2 separate regions of the Homo sapiens genome follow, and region 2 is linked to region 1. A link is a loop called in an ENCODE intact Hi-C map of the cell type or tissue named here. Cell type or tissue: ascending aorta. All regions are shown on one strand. Each heading gives the region's core, and the rest is flanking DNA. Links, peaks and the distances in the headings are about the cores only. Region 1 overlaps THSD4 (thrombospondin type 1 domain containing 4). Region 2 overlaps THSD4 (thrombospondin type 1 domain containing 4).

The links. Hi-C counts contacts between places; a loop is a spot of excess contacts. Peaks named below come from ENCODE experiments on the same cell type or tissue, not always from the same donor. Only the 100,000 strongest peaks of a DNase experiment are listed, where the experiment ranks them.
Region 2: it touches region 1 in a loop (2.2-fold over the local background); 1 of 110 quality-filtered maps calls a loop at or near these places.

The regions. Positions count from the first base shown.
Region 1 is chr15:71,271,599-71,286,812 of GRCh38, reverse strand. The region is part of intron 6 of THSD4 (thrombospondin type 1 domain containing 4); the gene reads right to left. It overlaps LOC124903521 (a long non-coding RNA gene), which reads right to left. Exons shown (of 2, transcript XR_007064701.1): 1 at 14,687-15,214; 2 at 1-9,409. Among named protein-coding and RNA genes, the nearest start is that of THSD4-AS1, 90 kb to the right of the region's middle. In ascending aorta, for the core only: no CTCF peak of the experiment used is centred there; DNase peaks (open chromatin) are centred at 6,802, 7,142 and 7,582; H3K4me3 peaks cover 1,043 bases; H3K27ac peaks cover 4,426 bases.
Region 2 is chr15:71,370,461-71,385,674 of GRCh38, reverse strand. All of the region lies in intron 6 of THSD4 (thrombospondin type 1 domain containing 4), which reads right to left. Among named protein-coding and RNA genes, the nearest start is that of THSD4-AS1, 190 kb to the right of the region's middle. In ascending aorta, for the core only: no CTCF peak of the experiment used is centred there; no DNase peak of the experiment used is centred there; H3K27ac peaks cover 365 bases.

The DNA of each region.
Region 1 (15,214 bases), core at 4,845-9,844:
GATGCTGGTGAGGTTGTGGAGAAAAAGAAATGCTTATACACTGTTGGTGGGAGTGTAAATTAGTTCAGCCATTGTGGAAGACAGTGTGGCAATTCCTCAAAGACCTAAAGTCAGAAATACCATTCGACCCAGCAATCCCATTACTGGGTATATAGCCAAAGGAATGTAAATCGTTCTGTTATAAAGACACATGCATGCATATGTTCATTGCAGCACTATTCACAATAGCAAAGCCATGGAACCCAAATGCCCATCAAGGATAGACTGACTAAAGAAAATGTGGTACATACACACCATGGAATACTATGCAGCCAAAAAAGAACAAGATCATGTGCTTTGCAGGGACATGGATGGAGCTGCAGGCCATTTTTAGCAAACTAACACAGGAACAGAAAACCAAATACTGCATGTTCTCACTTATAAGTGGGAGCTAAATTATGAGAACACATGGATACATAGAGGGGAACACCATACACAGGGGCCTATGGAAGGGCAGAGGGTGGGAGGAGGAAGAGAATCAGGAAAAATAACTAATGGATCCTAGGCTTAATACCTGGGTGATGAAGTAATCTGTACAACAAACCCCCATGACGCACATTTAGCTATGTAACAAACCTACACATCCTGCACATGTATCTCTGAACTTAAAAGTTAAAAATAAAATTGATAACAGATAACAGTAATAGTAACAACAACAGTAAAAGCATGACCCCAAACCCAACTTAGAGTAAACTGGTCACAATCTAAGATGCGTAGAACAAATACATCAAATAAAGTGTTTATCACTGTGGATATATAAATGCGCCTAAACCTCACTTTGAAAAAATTGGTAGAAAAAAACCTGAGTATTAGCTGAATGAAAAAAAAAATTCTTGCAATGATATTAATAAAGAAACTACGCACATTTTTAAAGAAAAATCACTAGAATTTTTTTTTTTTTTTTTTTTTTTTTTTTTTTTGAGACGGAGTCTCGCTCTGTCACCCAGGCTGGAGTGCAGTAGCACAATTTCGGCTCACTGCAACCTCTGCCTCCCAGGTTCAAGCAATTCTTCTGCCTCAGTCTCCTGAATAGCTGGGACTACAGGTGCACACCACTACGCCCAGCTAATTTTTGTATTTTTAGTAGAGACAGGGTTTTACCATATTGGCCAGACTGGTCTCAATCTCCTGACCTAGTGATCCACCCACCTTGGCCTCCCAAAGTGCTGGGATTACAGGCATGAGCCACCACACCCGGCTGTTTTTTAATAAAAGAGAAAAGTTGGGGTTTGGAACAATTCATTGGAAAACAATTAGTGAAGTACTTAGTTGCTTGAAATTTTATTTGGAGTTAGTTTCAGAAACACTTTAGGAGGTGAAGCGCAATTCATGAGAACATTTGGTGAAGCCCTGTCATGTAGACACAAACTATCCTGGTTTGGAGCAAAAAGAGACAGCCAAGCCAAAAATCAATAATACCACCAAACAACACATTTTAAACTACTCAACAGACACAAGTGAAGGAATAGTCACAGGACCTTCCAGTTGGCTGGGAGGCTTTATATTAGTGATGAGTCCATTTAATGATCTTTGCTTGTTCTGTTTATAATATTATTTGTGAAGGCTTATTAGTGTGCAAAATGCTTAGCTGTAAATTATTTAATGGAGTAATATTTAATCAAGTATTATTATTCCATTCCATTCATAGTAAGAATGGTACTTACATCTCTGAAGATGTAGAGCGGATGGTTAAAATTGAGAATAGCAGCCTGGACAGAGGCTGGTGAAGGCACAGACAGCTTCAGTAGAGAACAACACACTCAAAAAAAGAAACGAGTCAATGCAGACAGTGGTTGAATATTAGTTTGTAGAAACATTGCAATAAAAAGTGCCTCCTAGGAAAGCTTGCTTTATTTATCCACTCGAATACTAGCTATGGGGAGGGGGAAGGACTGGGTAGGTCATGACTAGTGTTCTTAAACTTACTGTTGAATTGTTTTTTTTTAATGAGAAAACAAATGTTCTCAAAACACAAAAGTAAAGACCTGGATACAATGAATTATTTTATTATTCAGAAATTGACTTATTTAGGAAACTTTTTTCTTTCATAGCTGAAACCCACCATTGCAAAGAAGAGCTAATATGAAAAGGTTTGAGAGTTTTTCATGAAGAGCTCAGATCCAGAGGTCTGTAAGTCTTTGAGTTAGGTTATTTACATGTGAAGACAAGATAATTATTTACATGGGTCAAAATAAAGAGCAACAGTTGTCGTTACTGAAATCAGAAACACTTTGGGTCCATGATATTATAGAAGTAACTTGGCTTCTCAGCATGAAGAAATACCTACCGAAATTCCTATATGTAATTCCTATGCCTGAAAATGTAGCATGGAACCACTTCTTTGGCAACATGCTGAATATCTCCCTGTGTGGAATGCCCCAACACTTATGTGTATGAATTTCTGTTCTCAATATATAACACCAACAAAGAGAGAGAGGCTGCCTGGACCCAGAACTTATTATAATGTAGCATTAGCACTCTTTTTATCAACCCAATTTTTAAAATATCCAAAAATCATATCTTTTTTCCTCAATAGCAAGGAATATAAAAGCATTTTTCTATTAAGACAAACAGGCATACACTACTGTGCACAATGAAAATCCCACACGCATTCATAAGAATGTGTAGACATCTCTAGTCTTTCTTTGTACTACTTGGGGCCACATTTCCAGGGTTCTCATCCATTCGAGTCTAGAGCTAAGGACACTTAAGAGAAAAGGCATTGTACCTCTTGTTTAAGTAGAATATGATGGTACTGACATAATTTAATCCAACTAAAATGTGAAATTCTGGCAAGAGATACATAAGGCTGCTCTTTTCTAAAGTAAAGAATCCCAACAGGACAAAGGGCTAGCTCTTTCCCTCCCCCACCAGAGTCTCCATTTACCATCCCTGGGCATTGAGCTCTCAACAGAGCAGATCTTCCCCTTGCCCCCAAACCCAGCAATGCAGCCCACTGTCAACGATACCTTCCACTTTTAAGCTATGTAGAAATATGAATTTTAAAAATAGGGCAAAAAATTTCCCATGATGACCAATCTTTGTGATGAGTTAAAGCCGCTTACTAGCTGTTGGATCTATCTGATCTTAGCAAGTTGCTAAACCTCCCTAAACCTAAACTTAATAATGTCCTTTGTCTTACAGAAGTGCTCGGAGGACTGTGTGAGATGCTTCTTGTAAAGCAGCCCAGCACACTGCCTGCCACATAGTAAATATTCAATAAACATTACTACTATTAGGGACCAAGTCTTTAATGAGCTGGGTTCAGGGTCAAACGCCATTAACAGGTTCTGAAGTAAAAGACATCTCTCTCAACATCAAAAATACTACAGACTACTTAAGGAGATAATATTAACATTTAATATTAACATTCAAGAAATAAGTGACGTAAAACCATATGTGAGCAACAGGGCTGGTAGACTTGGTGTGTTCAAGTTCTTAGTCTCATTGGCCATATGAGCTTGACCAAGCAACTGTATACAACAGAGTTACAAAGATCTGACCTGGCCGGGCGCGATGGCTCACGCCTGTAATCCCAGCACTTTGGGAGGCCGAGGCTGGCGGATCGTGACATCAGGAGATGGAGACCATCCCGGCTAACACAGTGAAACCCCGTCTCTACTAAAAATACAAAACATTAACCGGGTGTGGTGGCACGCGCCTGTAGTCCCAGCTACTCGGGAGGCTGAGGCAGAAGAATCGTTTGAACCCGGGAGGTGGAGGCTGCAGTGAGCCGAGATTGTGCCACTGCACTCCAGCCTGGGTGACAGTGCAAAACTCCGTCTCAAAAAAAAAAAAAAAAAAAAATCTAACCTGCCCACCTCACAGGTCAAAGAAATAATATACATGAAAATCCTCTGGGGGCTAGAGAACTTTATGTGCATGTTTGTAAGTATTATTGTGACTACAATTAATTAAAATAGGGTACTCTGTTATAGGGCCCAGGCTGAAAAGGATACGCAAGTTGAATAAGGAAGAAATCAGTGAGGAGTCAGGTAGTTGGGGATGCCTTCATGGATCTGGTAAGCTTTGAGTTGGACCCTGAAGATTAGATAGAATCTGGGTAAATGAACAGCACTGGCAGGAATCCTAGCAGAAGTCACTACATGAGCAAGTTCAGAGTGAAGTGCTTGGTAGAGTGTAAAGTGGAATGGTGGGAAAGTAAGTGTGGGTTAACTGTGGGTGTTGGCCTATGTGGACCGTCAAAGTCAAGGAGCAGAGCTTAGCTAGGATATGTCGGAACCAAGGCAGCACTGGACAAGCAATGGCTACCCCTAGAAACAGGACTGTTGACAGCTACAGGATCAACCTCACATTTACAAACAAGTAACACATCTCCTTGTCTTCTTTTTTCCTATTTCTTCCTTTTTTAAATTTTATTTCTTACAACTATACCAGGTTATGGTACAGCTGGACAGGGATATAAATCAGTGAACTCTGAGAACACTTTTAATCCAAGCACCAAATAAGGCAGCATTTCCTGTGACTGCTGGACGCCACGGTTTAAGTGAGATGCCAAACATTCCTCATTTGGGAAAATGCGCAATAGTCCACAGAGAGAACAAAATCAAAATGTGAAAAGTTGAATAAAAAACACTCCTTTGGAAATAAAATATTACTCAGCATAAGTTAGCTGACCTCATCTTTGGGACTAGAAAAATAACAGTAAATAGTAATAATAGCTAACATTTATTGAGCCCATACCAGGTGTCAGGTGTAGGAACTATTTCATTTAATCTTCTCCCAAACCTTTGAGGGGGATACTACTATTATCCTCCTTTCCCTAATGGGGAATCTGAGGCCTTTAGTCCCGGAGCAGGTGAACATCAGAGTCAGGGTTTTAATGGTTATACTACATGAGCCAAAGCCAAAGGACAGTGAAACTGCTGATGGCTGAACACGACAAATAGGAACATTTTTTATCAGTTTTGAAAATTAGTCATCTAAGATACAAAATTCCTCATGGTAAAAAACCAACTCTATAATTACTGAACAAGTGCCTTTCATATATACAAACTCATTTATCAAATGGAGAAAAGATTATCTTAAAATTTCTTCATGCTATGGAGAAAGGATCCCACTTAACACAATACATATATCCAGAAACAGTCATACGCACTGAATTTCTGTAAATCAAGTACTATATTTACTAAAGAACTTCTCTAGGGTAAATGTGCAGTAAATATTTAATAAAATGAAGAATCGTTTTGCAACCTGAATAGTCATTCAATAATTTATCTGTTTTGTAAATTTGGATATACAGCAGACTCTTGACATTCCTGAGGCATACATCTGAAACCTTCTTGAATTCCCAGATCCACAAATACAAGAATGTTTATAGAGGCTCCCAGCTTTCGCTTGAATCACATTTCTATGGAGAGCCATATGCGTTTTCCTGTGCATAGCCTCACACTACAAGTTAACCCTACTTTCAGATTTCACTAAATGTTGCTCTCACCTGATGGCTGTTTTTCACAGACACAACACAATGTTTTAATTAACAAGCATTGTTACAAATGCATGAATGCGCAGAACAATAAGGATAAATGACCCTTTTCCATAACATGTGTCTTGCAAAGTAGACTTCTCGGATTCATACCTCAGCCCAACTCTGTGCCACAGACCCACAGGGGAACCCACAAAGAATCACAAACCTGTGAGTTAAATCCATGAACACCTAAGGTCTGAACACATTTATTAAGTTTGCCTGGGCAGGGACATGGGGCGTATCTATAGAATCCACTTGCTAACCCACAAGTTACAGAAGCTGACTGAACCTTTTGGTGATGAGTCCAGAAAGTTCAATTGTAGAAACATTGCCCCCATGAATTACAAATGATTCACCTACAAATTCAAAATACCGATACTTTGTATGATGAGAGTTGAAGATCAAATTTGGGTGATTTCACAGCCTTCAGTAATGTAGTCCATTCACAGCGGGTATGCTGGGCACAAAAACCAGCAGATGGACCTTTTTGAAGGACTGTCCTGGAACTCGCAGTCCCTGGCTCGGTTTAGACACACCTCCAAAACACCACTAACCATGAAAGACAGAACAGGGCAAAGAGTGAGGGAGGGACTGGGTGAGTGAGAAAGGAAGACACACTGAAACCAGGAGAAACAATGAAAGAAACAGAAACACAGGAAAAATGAGAGAGAGAGGGAGGGAGGGAGGGAATGAGGAAAAGAAATAAAGAATGAACAAGGAATTTGGCTGCTGTGCAGGAACAGAAAAAGAAAGATGTTATCATTTCAAAATACATATTATAGCTTACACATTTCAGAACATATTTGAAAACATGACTGCCAAATTTTCAAATTATTTATTTTCACCCCTTTTGTTCCAAAGAGGTTTTGCAGGATTTTGCTGCCAGATTAATTTTCCTGAAGCTCAGCTCTGATCATACTACTCTCCTGCTTACAAACCCCAATAACTCCTCACTGCCCATAAAAGGCAGTCCAGTTTCTTTAGCCTCCTGTTTGAGGCCCTCTATAATCTGGCCCCAAACTTCCAGGCCAACCTCGTCCTACACTGTTCCCCTTTATAAGTTCTTTGCTCCAGAGGAAGGACACTCGCCGATGTTTCCTAACACCTGTATTTTCTGCCCAAGCACCTTTGCTTCTGTGGTTCCCTCTGCCTGGAACACCCTTCCCCTACATCTGCACACGCCCAGTCCCACTTGCTCCTGGAAGCTCTACCTGGAGGATAAGCATACAGCAGGCACCCAGTCACCAATAGTGGAATGTCCAACACTGATACACGTGCTTTACACATGGCATCTCGCCGGAACCTCACAACAAGAGGAAGTTATTTCTTAATTTTCTAGATATGCAACTGTGGTCCAAGGGAGCTAGGGCTTTTGCACTGAGGTTGTGTCCTTTGCCCATTGCTCTTCCTGCTACCCCAAGGCCACTGTTTGTACAGAACAAAAAGTGACTGCATGAATCAATGCCAACATGTTGTAGCAATCTTTGTGTTTTTTTTTTTTAAAGGGGAAAAAGTACACCTTTCCATTCTGTGTGAACTCGAATTCGCTTGTCCAGTCCTGAGTCACAGTTTCATTTGGGAGCCCCTGTGCAGCCCTTGCCAGTTTCCACGAGGCAGGATACTCCACTAGCTGATTCAGACAGGCAGAGGCTGCAGAGGCCCAAGAAGCCAGGGCGGTACGGATGCCCCAGGCACCCTCCACACTTCCCTCCTGGAGATGCCACAAGAACATATGCAGAAGGAGGCTGATAACCACCAAAGATGTCAATGGATCCAGTTCTACTCCTTCGCATCCTAAGAATGTGCCAAAGGATTTTTAAAGGTGCCATTTATCACCAAGGGTGGGAGAGCAGGTTGCTAACACTATTTATACAACCTCCAAAGCCGGCTTAAACAAACATGGCAACTGGGTGTAGGACCAGGCATCATGACTGATTGATGGGGGCCTTTTAAGCACGCAAAGCCGCCAATATCTACAGGCTCACTGGACACGGGCCAAAGCTATTACACTATGAGCTGTTACGTAACCTTAAGTACAAATGGAATTTGAGCTGTACACATCTGATATGCTTCCCCTTTCTAATTTTTGGCATCAAGAGGCTACGTGAATTGACTGGAATGTAAGAGTCCTCCCCTCCATTTTCTCCCTTTCCTGATGACAGGCAGGCCACGTGATCACAGCAGAACATCTCATAATAGTTACTGATGTACTCAAAGTTTCCTCAAACCAAACGTTCCACTGTCCTGTTGAAATCTGACCTATTTTTAATAGGCTGCTCCGTTTAAAATCAGCATAATTTGCTGGAGCATGACTTTAGATGAAAGCTGTTTCCTGGGATAAATCCAAACTTCAATCCCCTGGACAAAACTCAACTCAGCCCAATAAATTATGGCTCACTCGATAAAATTTTAAAGCAAAAATAAATTAATCCAATAACCATATGAAATCTATGGTCGCCCTGCCAGTTTCTTGCCCCTACTCATTTGTTGACTTCTGGGCTCACTAAACTCGTGACAAGGTTTGTCTGCCTAGCGTTTCTTACCCCTGCAATACTTGGCTTTCTCCACCCCTCTAACCTGCCATATTTCAGACTGGCACAATCGAACAAACTCCTTGCCCCATCAGAGACTAGTCAAGGTCCTCCTCCTTGCCTCCGCAGAGAAACAGCATCTGCAGTAAGATTTCAAAGAAAAAGATCAGCAGAGCACAATGTAGAACTTTGTTTCCCCAAACTTTTCTTATTAATTACTAAATAGCGTTCTTGAGTTGCAACTTCTGTTGAACAGCTCCAGAGCTACAAGTGAGTTATTAATCACCTACATTTTAAAAATCTGTATCGGGGCAGGTTGAGGCAGGTGGATTGCTTGAGCCTAGGAGTTCAAGACCAGCTGGGCAACATGGCAAAACCCTGTCTCTATAAAAAGTACAAAAATGTATAGTGCATGGCTGTATTCCCAGCTACTTGGGAGGCTGAGGTGTGAGGATCACTGACCCCAGGGAGATCAGGGCTACAATGAGCCATGATCATGCCACTGCACTCCAGCCTGGGTGACAGAGTGAGACCCTGTCTCAGCAAAACAAAACAAAAACAAGCAAACAAAAATTCTGTTGGCTTCTAGCAGTCTTTAGTTTGAAATTAAAATGTGGGACTTCTCCCTGTTTTATTTCTGAATCATTAAACATAATTAAGCAGACATTTGTCAACAAAGTTACACAGTGCTTTCCTCACAAGGCGGAGTGCTGGCGGGAGGCAGTAGTGGTGGTATTTTTATATTTGGAAATCCAAAAGAAAGAATAAAAAATATAGATTAAAAACTAAGCACTACCCAGTGAAGGGTGCTGCTGTACAGGAGGAATCTTACACAGTGGGTAGTGATGATAGCTTCTGCTTTGGCCAGAGGGAGCTACAGAATACTGTATGTGCCATCTTAGTCCCAGCACAGAAAGGGCTGGGAGGTATCTACCTTCAGTGGACCATCCAAAGATCACTGGACACCACCAGGAGAAAAGTGATTCCAATAGAGCAGTGACAGTCACAGAATAGGAAAGACAGAGAGAAGCAAAAACCCAGAAATGTCTCCCACGTTAAACAGAAATGGCTGTGAATGAGAGCATTCTATTCCAGGGTAATGTATGTCACACGTAGTAATCTTAAAGAAAAATATATCCCTACATATACTCAATTACCAAGTATTTGGGTTACTAAGTAAAAGGGCCTCAAACAGTTAACTGATGGTGAAGCCTAGATTTGCAGCTAAGAGGTGTGATAATTATGTCTATGACTTCAGGATATGATGACAAGTGCTTGCCACTGTTTAGGCTGAAGGCAGCTGGGTTTGGAAACAATAATTCAGATACAGGCCAGGCACGGCGGCTCACACCTGTAATCCCAGCACTTTGGGAGGCCAAGGTGAGCAGACCACCTGAGGTCGAGAGTTTGAGACCAACCTAGCCGACATGGTAAAACCCTGTCTCTACTACAAATACAAACATTAGGTGGGCGTGGTGGCGGGCGCCTGTAATCCCAGCTCCTCGGGAGGCTGAGACAAGAGAATCACTTGAACCCGGGAGGCAGAGGTTGCAGTGAGCCCAGAATGCACCACTGCACTCCAGCCTGGGTGACAAGAGTGAAACTCCGTTTCAAAAAAAAAAAAAAGAAGAAGAAGAATTCAAATACAAATAGTTGCCAGTACCTCCATTTTATTATTCTGCAGTGGATACGGCCTCAGATGCAGACAGGAAATACAATCAAAAGAATTAAACCTATTTAATACACAGCCATCAGATGATCCAGTTTTTAAAACTATCCTTGATTCAGTTCCTCCACCTCTGGATACACTGCCCCCAATGAGAGAATTCTTAATTTAAAGGATTATTCTGGGAAACCAGGCCAGCCCCTGACAATTTCACCCATCCTAAGGTCATCTCTTGAAAAATTACAATCCGCTACATATTGTTTTTTACTTACATTTTAAATGTGAATACATTTAGACAATGTACGATAACCTGTTCATATTTATTTGCATCATTCCCTGCCATTAAAGAATGCATACAGGCATTTGTAGTCAAATATAATGAAATATTGTAAACATTTATGAAGCTCATCGTCTTTAATAAAGAATAGAGACTCATCTCAAATTTTCGAGCAACTAGCAGGATTAATCGGCACCTAGGTAACCATGATTGGAAAGATTGAAAAACCATAGAACTGGCAAAGAGGCAGCACAGATGTAGCCATTCCCCCTTCCCAAGCCCAATCAAGGCATCACTAATCAATCCCAATAACATTCCTTGTTTCCAAGCCCAGCACATCAGAGCTCACACAGGTGAGGAGACCTGCGCGTTATGACTCATTAACCACACTCTAAAGGGAAGAGTCAGGATAATAAACAGCAAGCCCCAAAGCACAGAAATCAGTTTAAGGAAATAAAATTATTCAGCAGGCTGGCAAAAAGAAGATGCGGGGTGACAACATGATTGTATTAAAATATCCGAAGAGGTACACTGGATGTTGTGCTCAACATGGCTCCAAAGGGTAACTAGGCAATAAATAATTATTCCAGGGTAAACATGGTGGCATCACAAGAATGTACCAAGGCAGATTTTACCCAGATAAAAGGAAAGAGGGGTGCACCTTCCCACCTCAGACTACAGCTACACAAGTGATTTTTCTTTTAATCTTTTGTAAACAACTCCCACTGATTCATGGAGTGTTCTCACAGAAATTTCTAAGAAATGGAGACTGGCAGGTTTGGTAGCTGTTTAACAGCTTTGGGGGAAGGACAGTGTATTAGTCCGTTCTCATGCTGCTGATAGAAACTTACGCTAGACTGGGTAATTTACAAAGGAAAGAAGTTTAATTGACTCACAGTTCAGCATGGCTGGGGAGGCCTCAGAAAACTTAGAATCATCGCAGAAGGGGAAGCAAACACAGCCCTCCTCACACGGTGGCAGTAAGGCGATGCACCAAGCAAAAGGAGGAAAAGCCCCTTATAAAACCAACAGATCCCGTGAGAACTAACTCACTATCACGAGAACAGCAGCAAGGGGTAACTGCCCCCATGATTCAATTATCCCCACCTGGACCCTCCCATAACAGGTGGGGATTATGGGAACTACAATTCAAGATGAGATTTAGGTGGGAACACAGAGCCAAGCCAAATCAGACTGTATCAGTGGGGTGAGAATGTCTGATAAATATATAAAGCATGGGCTGAATGTGTAATTTAAATATAAGTTGCATATTCACTGATCACACCGTAGTTGTAAATCTAACTCTGAAAACCTCTTGATATGCACCAGATACTAATATCTCAAGGTCCATGCAAGGTACAACAAAATGTCCCAACCACTCCTTCAGGACATGTCCCCACCAATTTACAACATGGTGACCTCTGCTCGGAGAGTGAGAGAACTGTGCTACAAGAGATTAAGACAGAGACCCAGGATTTCCTGGAGAAGTCTTAGTAGTCTTGATGTAAAAACACATTTGTTTGTTTTTAAAGGAAATGAATCAGTCATGGCTTGGATGCATGGAGGGAGAAATTCTTCTGCAGGCCCTCAGGCAAATCGCTGCTCTCAGCTTGGTGGGCTGTGCTTATGTAACTTCTCGGTGACTCTGATTCTTCTCTGTTGTTCTGTGACCCAGGGCAGACCATCCTACCCCTGTGAGTCTCTATTCCTGCATCTGTTGAGTAGGAACACTAGAATACTGACACCCCGACCAGCCACACGATGACAACTGAGCAAGGCAGTCTTTGTAGAAAGCTGAGTTCTTGGAAGAGAGAAACAATAGGATCGGGTCTCAGTATTTAATATTTTGCAGTGAGTTTAAGCTCTATGCTTGGTTTCAAGTCCTTAAAATCATTCCTATTTAGTCTAATCTGCTCATTAGATGTTGAAATACACCCTGAGGCTTTTCTTTACTAACTACCCAGAATGACATGGGTTCAAGTGCCAGGAAAGAAACAGCTTTTTAAAGAATCATTTACACCTGCTAGAATACCCTAGAATAGAGGCAATTTTCTCCCTCAATCTTTCCTTTCTCATATCCTACATTTTCCAGTGGAAAGACTTACAGAGGTAGGTAATAACCATTTGCCCCATCCTGCATTCTCCTTCCTCTTTAGCTAGAGAGAGAAACATGGTGTGGGTGTGAGAAGGAGGCCTGTCCCAGAGACATTTCACACATATACTCCTACTTGGCAGCAGTGGTGGGAGAAGAACTAGACCAGCAACCAGGATTATAGGAATCAGGGAGGAGGGAATCATTCCTCACTCCCATCCTAAGGTCATGCCCCCTTATGATGCAGTGGCCCATGCGCCTGTGTAAATACACACTGGTCAACCTGAATTACACCAGCATCACATTTGGGATCAGAGGGGATCTACACAGGTCTTGTCTGTACAATCTTCAGAAATGCAAACACAACAAGAAGGAGGAATGAATGATACTTGCGTGTTACATTTCAATTTCAACAATTCCCCCAAAGGTGTCAGGAAGCCCTACCAGCTGAATGATGAAATGACAGTTGATGAGCCAGGTGGCTACCCTGACATGTCATGAGTTTCAGTCACAGACACCAATCATTTTTGTCCATCCCATATCCACTTTCCCTTCTTTCTAGATTTCTTATTTGAAAATTACTTCTCCCCTCTGTGTGTAGTCTTGGCGAGACTGTCACTCAGGGTGTCCCAGCTCCCCCTGGCCAAGGTGTGGGATGTGGCCTAAGCTAAGCCAATCCAACCCTTGTTACCAGGACTTTGACTCTTAGATGGAGAAACCTGCTGGAATTTTCCATTGCAGCAGCAGCACACTAATGAGACTGTGAGTTCTGTCCACCTGGAAGCCCAGGGCTTCCCAGTTTCCATCCTTTACCAAGCCTACTTCTCCACACTTCCTGTTGGGTCTCTGAGCTATTGGATATCCTCCTGATAAAATCCTTTTGTGTTTGACTTAGCCAAAATTGGTGTCTGTTGCTTGCAAAATAAGAAAGCTAACTAACACAGATGTCTGGCTTGCTTCCTCGGATTCTGACCTATTAGAGGATTCCTACGCCCAGCAAAGCCCTATAATTCTAAATGAGTCTCAAAATGATACTGTGTATTTTTAAATTTTATTTCGATTGATAAATATTTGTATATATTTATGGGGTTTCAATACGTGTATACATTGTGGAATAAGAAAATATGGTTAATTAACGTATCCCTCACCTCATACTTATTTCTTTGTGGTGAGAACATTTAGAATCTACTCTTTTAGCAACTTTGAAATATACATTATTATTAATTATAGTCACCTTGCTGTGCAATAGATCACCAAAACTTTTTCCTCCTGTCTCACTGCAATTTTGTGCCCTTTGACCAACATTTTACTTTTCACCACCCACTCCCTCCCTCCTCAGCCTCTGGTAACTGCCATTCTACTCTCTTCTTCTGAGTTCAAATTTTTACATTCCACATAAAAGTGAGATCATCTAATATTCATCTTTCTGTGCCTGGCTTATTTCACATAGCATAACGCCCTCCAGGTTTACCCATGTTGTCACAAATTACAGAATTTCATTCTTCTTTCAGGCTGAATCGTATTCTTTCATGTACACAGACCACATTTTTAAATCCTTTCAGCTGTCGATAGGCACTTAGGTTGTTTCCATATCTTGGCATGTGAATAACGCTGCAGTGAACATGAAAGTGCAGACGTCTCATCAACACACTGCTTTACATTCCTGTGGCTATATACCCAGAAGTGGGACTGCAGAATGATGGTAACTCTATTTTTAGTTTTTTTTGAGAAACTTCCATACTGTTTTCCAAAATGGCTGTTCTAACTTACATTCCCACCAACGGTAGACAAAGGTTCCCCTTTCTCCATATCCTGGCCAACACTTACCATTTTTCTTTTTCTTTTTTTTTCTTTTTGAGACAGAGTCTCATTCTATCACCCAGGCTGGAGTGCAATGGCATGATCTTGGCTCACTGCCACCTCCGCCTCCCGGGTTCAAGTGATTCTCCTGCCTCAGCCTCCTGAGTAGCTGGGATTACAGGCGCGCGCTACCACACCTGGCTAATTTTTTGTGTGTTTTCACTAGAGACGGGGCTTCACTACGTGGCCAAGCTGGTTTTGAATTCCTGACCTTAAGTGATCTGCCTGCCTCGGCCTCCCAACACTTACCATCTTTCATCTTTTTTCTAATGGCCATTCTAACAGGCATGAGATGATAGCTTATTGTAGTTTTAATTTGTATTTCCCTGCTGATTAGTGGTATCGAGCATTTTAACATATACCTGTTGGCCTATTTTATGTCTTCGTTTGAGAAATGTCTATTCAGGTCCTTTGCCCCTCCCTCCCCACTTCTTTCTTTTTTTTTTTTTTTTTTTTTTTTTTTGAGACAGAGTCTCACTTTGTCCCCTGGCTGGAGTGCAATGGTGTGGTCTCAGCTCACTGTAACCTCCACCTCCTGGGTTCAAGCAATTCGGCTTTGGCCTCCCGAGTAGCTGGGACTACAGGTGCGTGCCACCACACCTGGCTAATTTTTGTATTTTTACTAGAGACAGGGATTCACTATGTTGGCCAGGCTGGTCTCGAATTCCTGACCTCGTGATCTGCCCGCCTCAGCCTCCCAAAGTGCTGGGATTACAGGTGTGAGCCACCACACCCAGCCCCTTTGCCCATTTTTAAGAGTTGTTTTCTTGCTAGTAAGTGGTTTCAGTTTCTTGCATATTTTGGATTTGAGCCCCTGATCTGACGTATGATTTGTAAATATTTTCTCCCAATCTGTGGGTTGTCTTTTCACTCTATTCATTGTTTCTTTTGCTATGCAGAAGCTTTTTAGTTTGATATAATCTCATTTGTCTATTTTTGCTTTTGTCTGTGCTTTTGAGGTCATATGCAAGAAATCATCCCCTAGACTGATGTCTTGTAGTGTTTCTCCTATGTTTTCTCCTAGTAGTTGTATAGTTGATACTACACATTTTTGAGTCTAATAAAAGAGAGAAACTAGAAAGCCTTAGAATAGTTCACAATGTGACATTAATACTAGCTCTAAAAGTCTCCTTCAGGAATTGGAGAGACAGAGTGAGAGAGAGAGGCAGAGAGTGAGACAATGAGAAAGAAAGAGAAAAGGGAAAAGAGAATCATAAGGTTTTAAAAATATAGTTTATATTATATACAATAAAATGCACAT
Region 2 (15,214 bases), core at 5,927-10,926, 98 kb before region 1:
GATAACTGAGTCTCAGCCAATCAGGGCAGCCAAGTTTCAGTCAATCACAGGTGGCCACGTATTCAAACCAGGTTCAAATTTATTCGCTTTAGCGAACTCCAAGCTCTAAGTGAGCCAGCTGTTTCTATAAGTCACTTCTGTTTTCTGTACAATCCTTCCCTTTTTGTGTCCATAAGTGTCCAGTCATGTGGCAGCCCCAAAGTCTTTCTGAACCTGTTCTGCTTCTGAGGGCTACCCGATTCACAAACTGTTCTTTGCTCTATTAAACTCTTATTTGTCTAAGGTTTTTCTTTTAAGAGATTAGTGTCACAAGTGGGACTCAAAGTCAGACTCCAATGACCCCCAGGAACACCAGGCAACCAGGTGAGGTATCCATGGAGCCCAAAGTGCTCACTGCTCTCGTTTGTAACTGGAGGTCATGGGTTAGTTTTTCTCTTGAGTTCTGAACTCCACAGCGTTGTGTCTAGAGCTCTCCTAGTTTATATGAGCAATTTTTTTTTAACTGAATTGGGTTCGGAAGTCACGAAAGCAACTGGACTGGATCCAGGATTGGATTGGATCCAATAATTAACTGGACTGGATCCAGCTATAGGCCTCAGATGTCTGACAGAATCAAAGGGAAACTGGCAGTAAATGGCAATTACTGAAGGGGGTGCAAACTCCAGCTTTCAGAAATTTGCAGGGATTTTGTGTCCTATCCTCATCATTTCTTTTTCTTGCATGTTTAGGTAAAGAAAAATCATTGGCTAAGCTGGTTAAGGGGATCTGAGAGCCAAGGCCAACATTCAACATAAAAATGGGATCCTTAACTTTGGAAGAATTGAGTACTCCACTTTCTTGTCATGTCTACCTTTACATGTATTAGTATTAGGCCCTGAAAGGCAAAGTCTTACTGAAGATAATTTAAAATTACAATGCCGTTATGTGGATGGTTCCAAATGAACGGCACTGCACTTTAAGAAGTGCATTTTAAAATGTGGGCTCCAGAACTAGGCTCACCCGGGAAGCCTATTGATGTGCAGATGCTTCTAAGAAGGTTTCAAAAATTTTATTGCCTCTTTTAAAAGACTATTTGCAAAAGGCAAATAAAAAACTGAAGCAACTAATTGAAAGAAAAATTGAATCTGCTAACCTTTTGGCTTAGCTACTTACCTCATCCAGAAGGCAAAAAGCAAGCTGGATAAAGTGTTTATAAAGGTATACCTTCAGATAAAGGAAGGCTTCATCTTTTTCAGTGCTATCCATGCTGAATCCAGGCACACAAAATAGTTTCATGTTTTTGTTTTTTTTTTGAGACGGAGTCTTGCTCTGTACCGTTGCCCAGGCTGGAGTGCAGTGGCGCACTCTCGGCTCACTGCAAGTTCCGCCTCCGGGGTTCACGCCATTCTCCTGCCTCAGCCTCCTGAGTAGCTGGGACTACAGGCACCCGCCACCACGCCCAGCTAATTTTTGTATTTTTAGTAGAGACGGGGTTTCACCTTGTTAGTCAGGATGGTCTCGATCTCCTGACATCGTGATCCGCCCGCCTCGGCCTCCCAAAGTGCTGGGATTACAGGCGTGAGCCACCGCGCCCGGCCACAAAATAGTTTCTTTGCCCTATTTGTTAATGAGCTCTGCCCTGAATTAGTAATTTTAGCTAAGAAACAGAAGCTAAGTTGCAAAGAGACCACCTATTGAACTAAATTGGTCTCTCAAATACAGTCATTCCTCAATATCCACAGGGGATTAGTTCAGGACTTCCTGCAGATGTAAAATCTGCAGATGATCAAGTCTCCTATGTAAAACGGCGTATTATATAAACTACGTACATCCTCTTGTATACTTGAAATCATTTCTACATTACTTATAATACCTAACACAATGTGAATGTTATGTAAATGATTGTTATCCTGTATTTTTATTTGTATGACTCTTTACGATTGTATTGTTTTTTTCTTCCTGAATGTTTTCGATCCATGGTTGGTGGAATCCATGGATGCAGAAGCAGATACAGAGGGCCGACTATACACTTTTCTGGCATTTAGCTGGCTATTTTGAAATCCTTTTGTAAAAGAAATTTACATCAATTAAAAAAAATCCACATTCGTAAAGTTGTCAGCCTCTCTGTACCAGGAACAGAGGAAGGATCCAGTCATTTGAAACTCTCAAAATGGAAAAGACACTGGTTTAAATTTATATCGCAATATATCACAATATCACAGTGGCCATTTTGCCTTAAGTAGGCCTTAAAGTATGACCTTCTTTCTTGATTTGGGCAAATGATGGTATTCAAGCCTTAAGTCTCAGTTCCGTGCCTTTGAGATATAAATGTTCTACCTAGCTTTGCTTAAGCCATCACTTTGGAAATGCAAATTTAGGAAAAAAATCATTAGATGCTTATGATAAAAGGGGATAAGTCAAACAGACTTCTGAGGTTAAAACAAAGGCCAAATCTACCAAAGGCTGGACAGACGAGGGGGACCCCTGCTGGTCCCCCAAAATTACAGGGTCCAAAACCAGTTTCCTCTATTTACAGCAATTTGGAGAAATTCAAAAAGTAGGAAGACAGAAATTATAATAAGCAAACTAGAAATCACTTAGGGCAATAATCTAACAGGTTAATTTAAAAAAACAATGATGGGGGGAAGGGTCCCTTGACTCAACCCCAACCCCTTGTTAGGATGGGATAAACTTGTTTCAAAATTCATTGTTTCAAAGTTATTTTCCAGTAACTTAATGTCTTAAAGTCATGTTACATTAAGTAATAGATACTTATTAAATGTCTAAGTAAGTTAAAATACTGGAACATTAATTGCTGGACATAGGTTTAGAGTATATATACTTCTGCATTTTTTAATACAGTATAGAGAAGCTAAATATATTTGGGTCTATTAGGAAACATAAAAAATTGTGTTATGAGAAAATACATTTCTAAAAATTATAAAATGGTATCATCTCCCTTCAAAATTATTTATTCCATGAGAAATTAAAGTTAATAGTTTAAAATTCTAATAAATATAAGGTAATTAAAACTAGATATAATAAGGGAAACAGTAAAAGTAAGATGTGTTTTTGGTGAGGAAAGTTATAAGAAAGGCATGAGGATGTGTTATATTGTTAAGGAAGAGTAGTCTTATCTAGTTTGGAGGTGGTTTCAGAAGGAATGAAGGAAGAAAAGAATGACTGGATAAAACTAAATGGATAAGATGTAGAAGGTTTGTGGAAGATGCGTATTATAAAAGGAATTTTATATGTGATCAAGTTGGCTAAAATTAGAAGGAAATTGTTTTTCTAAAATTGAGTGCTAATAGCAAAAGTACACTGATGCAAAACTAGCATTTGGTCCTCTCTGTTAAAAGAAGAACGTTTTCTTGGAGTATTGGCTTCTGCTCTTAATAGGAAATCGTGAAAGGTTTTTCTTTACCTTTTAGGCATTTGGCCCAGAAAATAAAAATTCTGTGTTTTACCGAAACACTTTCCTGTCCTTCATGTTGTCTTTCTTAGGTCTTTGATTACTAAAGAAAACTGGGTCTTCTCTATTAAAAAGTTAAGATTTTTCCTACAACTATGTAAACTTCTGTATTTGTCCTTAAAATACCTTATTGTCATCTTGATTAAATACATAACCAAGGTCATATTTAAGTGTTTTAAACTTTTTGACATTTTTGACAAACTTCCCCAAATCAAATCTAAATTAATTCTTTTTGATCTTGAATTAACTTTGTGATTTCTCAGTAGGGCCCCTGGAAAATCGCAAAGGATGTATCTCTCACCTTTTAAAAAAAGAGATATTAAACTGAGTAGACTTACTTGATATGTTAACTATATGGGAAGCATTGTCAAATAAGAAATAATGTTTAACATTTAAATTACTTTTATGGATATGATATTAAGATGACTGTTCCAAAAATTGTGTGGGATTACTAAAAATCTAATACGGCAGCAGTCATAATTTCAGTTATGTTAAAATGTTCTATGCTACAGAAATAACCAAATTTTCTTTTCAATTGCTGATTATAATGAATTCTCATTAGATTTTTAACTGGACATGTTAAGTCTTTTGTCATCCACAGTCAACTATCGATAATCCAAAAGTGCTTTGTGTCCAAGGAGGTTCATGGAAAGGATGGAAAGGACTCTGACAAGTACAGGTTTCTGACAACCTTAAGATAATTCCAATGGAAGGGTAATAATTCCCAGAATGCTTAGGAAGAAACTGACTGTCTTTATAAAACTGCTAGCCCAACATCAAGCCAGAGCAAAACTTAATTAAATATTAACACCAAGGAAATGCTTTGGCAGGTTTTTATATTAAGTCAGCCAATACTAAAATTGTTAAGATATGCAATTTGAATGAACTTCATAAGATTGATCCAAATTAAATTACCTATGGCAATCTATTTAATAAATGGTGCTAAGTACCTGAATTGGAAAACAAAATTGATATTTAAAAGGATGCAAAGTCAGTGTAAAGTGTGGACTCATGGAGGCCCTGGGGCCCTTCCTGAGTCCTTAAAGTTTCCCTTATTACAAGTTCTGCACTCTGTAACTCATCAAGCAGTAGGCAAAATGATATAAATAATGAAAAATATTAGTGTGGTGACTATTCTAAGCTTGCTAAAATGGTCTACAACCAATGTTTGGCTTGTCAAGCCCATAATCCTAGGAAGACAATCAAAACTTTAGGTGGTGCATTTCCACTACCTGATGGGCCATTTGAACATTTACAGAGGGACGACATTAAATTGCCACCCTCAATGGGACGGCAATAAACATATTATGTGTTCCTTTCCCATAAGAGAAAGGGAAAGGAATGCATAATATAATATGCTTACGGAAGCAGCTAACAGTTGGTTTGGAGGCATCCTAAGTGGTGGGTGGCAAGCTTGGCTTTTCAAAGTTTCCAATCTGTGTTTCTTCTACTGTGTCTCCAGATTGCTATGACATGTGTTGCCAGGCTCACTACCAAGATGGATACCTCTTTGAGTCAGACTATTTTGCAACAAGATAGGGTCCCTTGATTGCCATCAAAACCAAAACAGGGGCTATGATCAGTTAGACTCAGCTATTATTGAACTGCCTCAAGTTCCAGAAGTTTGGTTTGTTTGATTTAGATTGGTCTGTATGGGCTCTTGTTAAGGAGTGTACTTTGGTCTTTTGATACTATTCTCTTGATAGTGATCACAGTCGTCTCCTGGGTGTGTTGTACCCTCTCAAGTCTTAAATATTTGTATGCAGCCATTCATTGAGCATCAAACGGTTTCATTTTGACTAGATTAGCAAGAATATAAAAAATTATTCAACTGATGACATGACATTGTGACTTGTGAATTCCATACTGTGACCAAATAAGAGTTATGAGTTCTGTACTGAGACCAAATAAGTCCTTTTATGATGACGACAGAGAGTGGCACCAATGCCCAAAGTTTTGATCAATCTCTCAAAATTTGGTCAGAGGCTGACCAAAAGAAGAAGGGAATTGTTAAATTCAACTAAATTTGGCTTGAGAAAGCCTCTGTACTTGCATACTTGAGTCCTTACATAACTGCAACCAACTTAGTACGTAAACAAAAATGAAAACCTAACTTTGGAATTTGCCTTTGTAATAAGTAGCTGAGTCTCAGCCGGTCACAGCAGACAACCTTCAGTTAATCACAGGTGGCTATAAGGCAAACTCCAAGCTTTAACCAGTCCAGCTTTCTCTGTACCTCACTTCTGTTTTCTGTATCTCACTCCCCTTTTTGTGTCCATAAATATTATTCAGCCATGTAGCAGCCCTGGTCTTTCTGAACCTGTTCTGGTTCCAAGGGCTACTCCATTTGTGAATCATTCAATTAAATTCTGTTAAATTTAATTTGTCTGAAGTTTTTTTTTAAACAACAACAACAACAACAAAGGTCAGCAAATAAACACATACATGTGTAAAGAAGCCATTTGTGGCCGGGCGCGGTGGCTCACGCCTGTAATCCCAGCACTTTGGGAGGCCGAGGCGGGTGGATCACGGGGTCAGGAGATTGAGACCATCCTGGCTAACACGGTGAAACCCTGTCTCTACTAAAAATACAAAAAATTAGCCGGGCATGGTGGTGGGCACCTGTAGTCCCAGCTACTTGGGAGGCTGAGGCAGGAGAATGGCGTGAACCCTGGAGGCGGAGCTTGCAGTAAGCCGAGATCGCACCACTGCACTCCAGCCTGGGCGATAGAGCAAGACTCCATCTCAAAAAAAAAAAAAAAAAAAAAAAAAAGAAGCCATTTGCTTCAGTAATTTGTCATAAACTACAAACTTAATGGAGTCAGAGGTTGGAAGGAAAACTGTCCTCTTAGGAATGGAGGGCTGGCGAAGGACAAGTTAGATATGACAACAGCTGACTATAAGAAAACAATAGCCATGTAAACCTAAGAGAACCAGAATCCCCTTAGAACTGAAAAGATGGGTAGGATGACCTTTCCTTGTTCTCTGTAACCAACAGCTAAGATGTACTTTAACAATGAGAAAATGAGAAAAGCTAAAGAAACCCTCCCCACCCACACACACCAGTGCTACCTAATCCTGGAGCAGAAGCCTTAAAAAGCTTTTGATCTCAACAACTGGCTTAAAACAAGTTACCCTCTGGCCGGGCATGGTGGCTCATGCCTATAATCCCAGCGCTTTGGGAGGCCAACAGAGGAGGATTGTTTGAGCCCAGGAGTTCAAGACCAGCCTAGGCAACATAGTGAGACCCTGTCTCTACATAAAATAAAAAGATTAGCCCAGCATTGTGGCATGCAACTGTAGTCCCAGCTACTCAAGAGGCCGAGGCAGGAGGATCCTTTGAGCTCCGGAGTTCCAGGCTGCAGTGAGCCATGAGCACACCACTGTACTGCAGCCTGGGCAACAGAGTGAGACCCTGCCTCAAAAAAATAACAAAAAACAATAATGACAACAACATTACCTTCTTATACCTAGAAGAAAGAATTAGGTTTATTAAGCAGTGACTCTCAACCATAAAATATTCATTAAAAAATATGCTTTAATTATGGCTAATATTTAAGCTTATTCCACTAAAAAAACTAAAGCATAATGGAGTGGAACAGTGCAACTGGCAGGACGAAGCATCCCCTGGTACTTTATATATGCAATTACTGCATTACATTGTTTTCCTACCTGTGTTCTCATTGAAATTCTGAATTCCTCAAGGATGATGGGACCTTGTCTTTCTCATAGCCTAGACAGAGGTCTTCTCACACAACAAGTGGTTGGTAATTGATTGTTCAATTAGAATGAATCAACCAGTGCCCATTCTGATGGTCCACACCTGGAAAGAAGCTGGCTAGCCATCTACTCACAAAAGCCTCCACCCCTCATTCATCTGGTGGGAGCTCTCCAGGCCACTTTCATCATGCCTTTACAAGAATAGTGAAGGCATCCCTTTCTCAGCATCTTTATTTTGACCCGATAGAAAACTGTATGATGTATTGATATTATTAGAAAAAGCCACTTTACTGTTACCTGCCAGAAAGTTGTTCTAATAAATATACACATCACTAATCTTTAGAATCAATAGTTATAATAAAATATGAAAAAAATCAAAATAAAGATATCTACAACGTAAATGCTATCCCCTTAGATGCAGTACCCTGTGCAGTGCACAACCTGAACAACTGTACAAGGCAGATAATTTCTTCCCGACATCTCAGTAGCTAGCCTTGAACAACTAAGCCTATAAGTAGGTGGAAAATGGCAGGACAATTTATGTTCTGCTATTTTCAGGTTGGCTTTCAGAAGAGTCACTGAAGGAAATTGTGTGTGTGTGTGTGTGTGTGTGTGTGTGTGTGTGTGTGTGTGTGTTGTGGATATGTCCGGGAATAGAGAAGAAGGCAAGAGTGTGATCACAAGCAGGAAAGAACAGGACTTTAAAGAATGACTTCTGTATATCACAAAGTTCTCAGGCCCAGGATGACCTGCAACCTTGTCAGCAAAAGAGTTTCCCTGGAGATACACGGTTAGCTTAGGTCCCGAATAGCTGCCCTGAAACAGAATGGCCCACTGCACCCTGGGTGTTGTCTCTAAACCCACAGGCAGGCCTCATCACGCCCGCCCTCTTTCTCCTTATCCTCCCTGTAGCACTAACACTGCAGACGACCACCTTCTCTTCAATGTCCTCTTGTCCCTTTGCATCCCTGTCACTACAGCCCCCTGGTTCCCTTCCCCTGGGGTTGTTCCTTCCCTGATTCTACTTTTTTCTCCACCCCGATGCAGACATTCCCCAAGGGTCATGGCTCAGAGTCCACAGCTCCTTCCTCCCCTCTCCCCTTTCCTGCTGTCTCCTAGGATGGGGAACACCCACATTCCTGTTGATCCTAGCCCACATACTGCCTGTGGTCCTGGATTTCCATTCACCTGCTCAGCATTCCCACCAGGATTCCCTGCTTTCACCTCAAACTCATTTAGTGTTAATTTCAAGTCCTCAACTTCCTCTCACATCTGTTCTTCCCCACTGGGCATCCCTCTTTGTGTCAGGTTTGATGTTATTCCAGTCACCTTGACTCTTCTCTGTCCTTTACCCCCTTCATGAAATCAGCCATCCTGCCACATTGATTCCCTCCTGGGAGTGTCTCCAGAATTCCTTTCTCACGTCCATTTCTTTCCTCTTCCCACAATCAGTGCCACATCAGGCCCAGATAACTGTGGCCACCTCCTTTTGGTCCCTCCCTGCACATCACCCTGCACACACCTGCTAGGTGAGTATTCGTACAGCATCTCCTTAAGGTGTCACCACCTTCCCCAACCCAGAGCCTTTGGTAGCTCCCTCCTAGGGCATGAAGTTTAAGCTCCAGAGCTGGGGGATTGAGACCCTCAAAATCTGATCTTACCAATTGTTTGCTGATGTTTCAATCCAATATGTCTCGGCATGAGTTCTTAACCCAGCCAGACTGATCTACTTACAGACCTAATCATATTTTTCATATTCTGACCTCATGCCTTTGCTTATACTGGTCCCATCACCTGGGATCCCTTTCTTGGATAACTAGCACAGGTTGAGGAGACAGCAGAGACTAGGAGTCTGTGAACATAAGTTGGCCTGGTTTGGGCAAAGAGTTTGCAAATGGGAGCAAGGGGGAAAGATTTGTTTTTCTCAGGGCAGATCAGAATTATGTGTGTCCCAGGGGAGATCCAAATGATCTGACCCAACCACAGAATGGCCAGAAAAAGGTTGCAAGTCAGAACAAGGGTTGGTGGTCTGGCCAAACAGTGACAGGGCAAACTATCAATCAAGACCCAGAAGAGTGGTGGTATGAAGGAGGTGAGTATGGGACTGGTGTGGGAGACTCAATCATGGTAAGAACAGTGTCAAGAAACAGGACATCTAAACTAGGGCATAAGGAAGGAGGCTGGGTCCTAAAAATTCAGAGCATGAAGATCAGAAGAGAGCCTGCAGCCAGGCCCTCAGACCTGAGCACTGCCTTCATCTTGTCCTACATACATTCAGGATTGGCTCCAGTCAGAGACAGCACATGCAAGAGGTGTGAGCAAAGGATGTGAGTACTCCTCCTCCTGCACCCATGACAGACATTACTAATCAATTCTGGCACTCTTTCACCTTGGGCACAGTCATGGTCTCAGAATCTCTTGCATAAGAACTCTCGCCATTAATCAACTGCAAGTAGCAGGAGACAAACTCTATTTGTTATGCATAATCACAAAGTCGCAGGTAGGGCCTAGTCGGTATGTGACAGTACATTGGTCTCAGTGATAAATAATACAGAGTCATAGTAGAAAAGTGCTAGGTCAGTTGTTCTCAAACTTTGAAGTTCACCATAATCACCTGGAGGGTTTATTAAAACCCAGATTGCCAGGGTCCTCCTCCAGAGCCTCTGATTTAGTAGGTGTGGAATGCAATGGAATGTGAAAGCAAATTTGGGAGTGAGGCCCGAATTTGCATTCCTAACAAGTTCCCAGGTGATGCTGATGCTTTTGGTCCAGGGACCGCACTTTGAGAACCACTGCACTAGATAAAACCACATCCTCTCTCCTCTTGTTCTTAACTTATCTTTCAAGGCTGGCTGGAACCCCTTCTCCTGGGCTTCAAATGACCCCTTCCAACTCCACTCACAGAGGACATCATCAATACTGCTTGTGGAATCTGTCAACAAACATGTATTGTGCCAGGAGTAACACAGACAGGCAAAGTCCCTGCTCCCAAAAAAGACACAGTAGGGGGCTGGGGAAGAGTGACCCAAACAACTGAACAGGCAATTACAATTCAGTGTGAAAGTGATGGGAGGGGAGAAGCATAGGCAGCGATGAGAACACAGAACCAGAGCATCCAACTCGGTCTTGGAAGGTCAGAAAAGGCTGCTCAGAGGAAAGCACCAATGAGGTTGAGATGAAGATGGAGAGAAGTTGTCAGGAAGAGGGAGAAAACATCACTGTCTTGGGCTATTTCCCTTTCGCACACATATGTGTCCACATGCACATACTCTGCCTCATCTCTCCATGTAAACTGTAACATACTTGGATGAAAAGATCATCTTTAGTGTACACAATCCTCGTGGTGCTCGGTCCCTGGCAGACATGCAGTTTTTATTAAGTGAATGCATACATTTGCAACATCCTGGAATTGTTCTACATTTAGGAAGTGGGGGAAATGGGGAAAAGGGAGTGTGAGGAGATGTGGATTTGTCTGAAATCCCTTCTGTGGGCTTCTGGGGATTTCTGTGGCTGTGAGGATTTCTCTAAATACCCGCAGGACAGGTGATTCCACATTAAGCCCCTACAGTACACCCTTTCTTAGTCTGGGAGGCTCACTTTTACCAAGCAGCACGTCTGTGCATGGTGATTAATGGTCTGCTGTCCTAGCCTTTGTGTCTACCCAGCCCAAGCCACCATCTGTGAATAGTCTCTTGCTTGAGTAATAGCCTTGTCTAGCAAATTGTTTTGCACATTTATAAACAGAGATTGGGCGTTTTCCTTTGCTGCCTTAATTTCAAGTGATTAGGCTGAGGTCATTCCTGCAAGCAACTTCTTTCCTAGAATTCAAAGTCTGAAGGTCAGGGCCATTGCTCACCCTCAAGATTCATTCCTCAATGCAGCCTCTGAAGAAGCTGGAGGGAGACCCAGAGCTCTGATGAGGTAGAGGCAGCCTTTCTAACAGCAGAACTGGTAGAACTTCACTCCTTCCCCTAGAACCACCACTTTCTGATTTGGATATTTAGATGAACATTTTCTTACCACATCCCCTTCTTATTGCATCCAATTATTCATATATAGCATGTGGTTAGCTCATGTGCCACTTTAGATGGGATAAGAAGTAACAGATACTCACTTGCTGATCTCTCTCTTATCCAGCTCTGTCTCCCCAGAAGATAGCACACCCTGATGCATACTGAGTGCTCGACAGATGGGAAATGAGTGAAATAATGAAGATATCGACTTCATGGTACATTTGAAATGAAGAAAATGAACTGAGTGCTTTGCAAAGAAAGGTACACTTCCCTCTGCATCCCCCATTTGAGAGTTTCTACCACTCCACAGTCAAGGACATCAGGGCAGAAGGACTGTAGTACTGAGCACTAGAAACATGTGTTTGCATCACTTTGGAAGAGGACAAACATCACCCAGCCCATGCTCAGCTGTTCCACACAAGAAAATACAAGCCAGCATTTTGCATATCATTCCAGGTCTACCCTCTTGACTTATTTTGTAGTTGAATTCAGTCCAGTGTTCACATAACATCCTGAGGGAAGGGTTGTCCTAGTGACTTTACAACTGATTGCAGACAAGCAGTTTCAGAATTTTTAAAGTAATGATTTTTAATTCTCAGGGACCATCATGCAGCATTTGTGTGTATATAATGCTTTCTCCAAGAAACACTCACTCACTCTCAACGGGAACACTGTCTTTCGTGAACTGCCTGTGACCTTCAGGATGAAAAGCCAGAGTCCCACCACACAGAGTCACAGATTTTGGAAGCAGAATGGACTTTGACAACATCTGCCTGGACCCTTGTAGCTCATGGAGAGGCAATTTGGACAGGAGCAAGTCAGTGGCAGAGTAGGGCCAAGAACTCGAGTTTCCTGACCACCATTCGAAGCTGTCTTTTAGAAGCTGAAGGAAAGCTTCACCACCAGATCTTATGGATCCAGAAAAGATCCCAAAAATATAGTTGGGTTTGAGGTATGTCAATGTGTTTCAATGATGATTTGCTATTTGAGTCATAAGCACCTCCAAAATGTCTTTGTTTCAGCCACCGGGATATCCTGTGTATTAGACCCTAAAATAGGAGTCATGTAAGTTCAAGTTAGGAGAAAGCCAGAGAACTCGGCACCCAATAAAGAAAGGAAATAACAGTCTTTTCAAAGACTCATGAAACAGCCACTAAAACTGCCTGTGTATTAGACCATAATACAAAATTCACTACATTTTAAAAGTTCAGACTTATTCAGGGCTATATTTCTGACCCAAAAAGCAATAAAACTAGAAATTATTAAGAATTATTTTTAATCCATCCACTTGCAGTTATAGGCATTCTTCTAAATAACTTTTTGATTAAAGAGGCAGTTAAGACTGAAATTATGAACTATTTAGATAAACTGTTTCCAACCCCAACCCTAATGCTATCTGAATATTTTTAGACCAGTCTTAGAATCTCTCGATTTTCTTCTCTCTGAAAGGAGGTTGTTGCAAGATTGAAAAGAGATAACAAGAAAGAGGGCCTAGCCTGCGGGAGGGGCGCCCGCCATTGCTGAGGCTTGAGTAGGTAAACAAAGCAGCCAGGAAGCTGGAACTGGGTGGAGCCCACCGCAGCTCAAGGAGGCCTGCCTGCCTCTGTAGACTCCACCTCTGCAGGCAGGGCATAGCTGAACAAAAGGCGGCAGAAACCTCTGCAGACTTAAATGTCCCTGTCTGACAGCTTTCAAGAGAGTAGTGGTTCTCCTAGTACGGAGTTTGAGATGTGAGAACGGGCAGACTGCCCCCTCAAGTGGGTCCCTGACCCCCGAGTAGCCTAACTGGGAGGCACCCCCCGGTAGGGGCACACTGACCTTACACGGCCAGGTACCCCTCTGAGACGAAGCTTCCAGAGGAACAATCAGGCAGCAACATTTGCTGTTCAGCAATATTTGCTGTTTTGCAGCCTCCACTGCTGATACCCAGGCAAACAGGGTCTGCAGTGGACATCCAGCAAACTCCAACAGACCTGCAGCTGAGGGTACTGACTGTTAGAAGGAAAACTAACAAACAGAAAGGACATCCACACCAAAACCCCATCTGTACGTCACCATCATCAAAGACCAAAAGTAGATGAAACCACAAAGATGGGGAAAAAACAGAGCAGAAAAGCTGAAACTTCTAAAAATCAGAGTGCCTCTCCCCCTCCAAAGGAAAGCAGCTCCTCGCCAGCAACGGAACAAAGCTGGATGGAGAATGACTTTGACAAGTTGAGAGAAGAAGGCTTCAGACGATCAAACTTCTCTGAACTAAAGAAGGAAGTTCGAACCCATTACAAAGAAGCTAAAAACCTTGAAAAAAGATTAGACAAATGGCTAACTAGAATAACCAGTGCAGAGAAGTCCTTAAATGACCTGATGGAGCTGAAAACCATGGCACAAGAACTACGTGACGAATGCACAAGCTTCAGTAACCAATTCGATCAACTGGAAGAAAGGTTATCAGTGACTGAAGATCAAATGAATGAAATGAAGCGAGAAGAGAAGTTTAGAGAAAAAAGAGTAAAAAGAAATGAACAAAGCCTCCAAGAAATATGGGACTATGTGAAAAGACCAGATATACATCTGACTGGTGTACCTGAAAGTGATGGGGAGAATGGAACCAAGTTGGAAAACACTCTGCAGTATATTATCCAGAAGAACTTCCCCAACCTAGCAAGGCAGGCCAACATTCAAATTCAGGAAATACAGAGAATGCCACAAAGATACTCCTCGAGAAGAGCAACTCCAAGACACATAATTGTCAGATTCACCAAAGTTGAAAGGAAGGAAAAAATGTTAAGGGCAGCCAGAGAGAAAGGTCGGTTTACCCACAAAGGGAAGCCCATCAGACTAACAGTGGATCTCTTGGCAGAAACTCTACAAGCCAGAAGTCAGTGGGGGTCCATATTCAACATTCTTAAAGAAAAGAATTTTCAACCTAGAATTTCATATCCAGCCAAACTAAGCTTCATAAGCCAAGGAGAAATAAAATCCTTTACAGACAAGCAAATGCTGAGAGATTTTGTCACCACCAGGCCTGCCCTAAAAGAGCTCCTGAAGGAAGCACTAAACATGGAAAGGAACAACCAGCACCAGCCACTGCAAAAACATGCCAAAATGTAAAGACCATCGATGCTAGGAAGAAACTGCATCAACTAACGAGCAAAATAACCAGCTAACATCATAATGACAGGATCAAATTCATACATAACAATATTAACCTTAAATGTAAATGGGCTAAATGCTACAATTAAAAGACACAAACTGGCAAACTGGATAAAGAGTCAAGACCCATCAGTGTGCTGTATTCAGGAGACCCATCTCATGTGCTAAGACACACATAGGCTCAAAATAAAGGGATGGAGGAAGATCTACCAAGCAAATGGAAAACAAAAAAAGGCAGGGGTTGCAATCCTAGTCTCTGATAAAACAGACTTTAAACCACAAAGATCAAAAGAGACAAAGAAGGCCATTACATAATGGTAAAGGGATCAATTCAACAAGAAGAGCTAACTACCCTAAATATATATGCACCCAATACAGGAGCAACCAGATTCATAAAGCAAGTCCTTAGAGACTTACAAAGAGACTTAGACTCCCACACAATAATAATGGGAGACTTTAACACCCCACTGTCAACATCAGACAGATCGACGAGACAAAGTTAACAAGGATATCCAGGAATTGAACTCAGCTCTGCACCAAGTGGACCTAATAGACATCTACAGAACTCTCCACCCCAAATCAACAGAATATACATTCTTCTCAGCACCACATTGCACTTATTCTAAAATTGACCACATAGTTGAAGTAAAGCACTCCTCAGCAAATGTAAAAGAACAGAAATTATAACAAACTGTCTGTCAGACCACAGTGCAATCAAACCAGAACTCAGGATTAAGAAACTCACTCAAAACCGCTCAACTACATGGAAACTGAACAACCTGCTCCTGAATGACTACTGGGTACATAATGAAATGAAGACAGAAATAAAGATATTCTTTGAAACCAATGAGAACAAAGACACAACGTACCAAAATCTCTG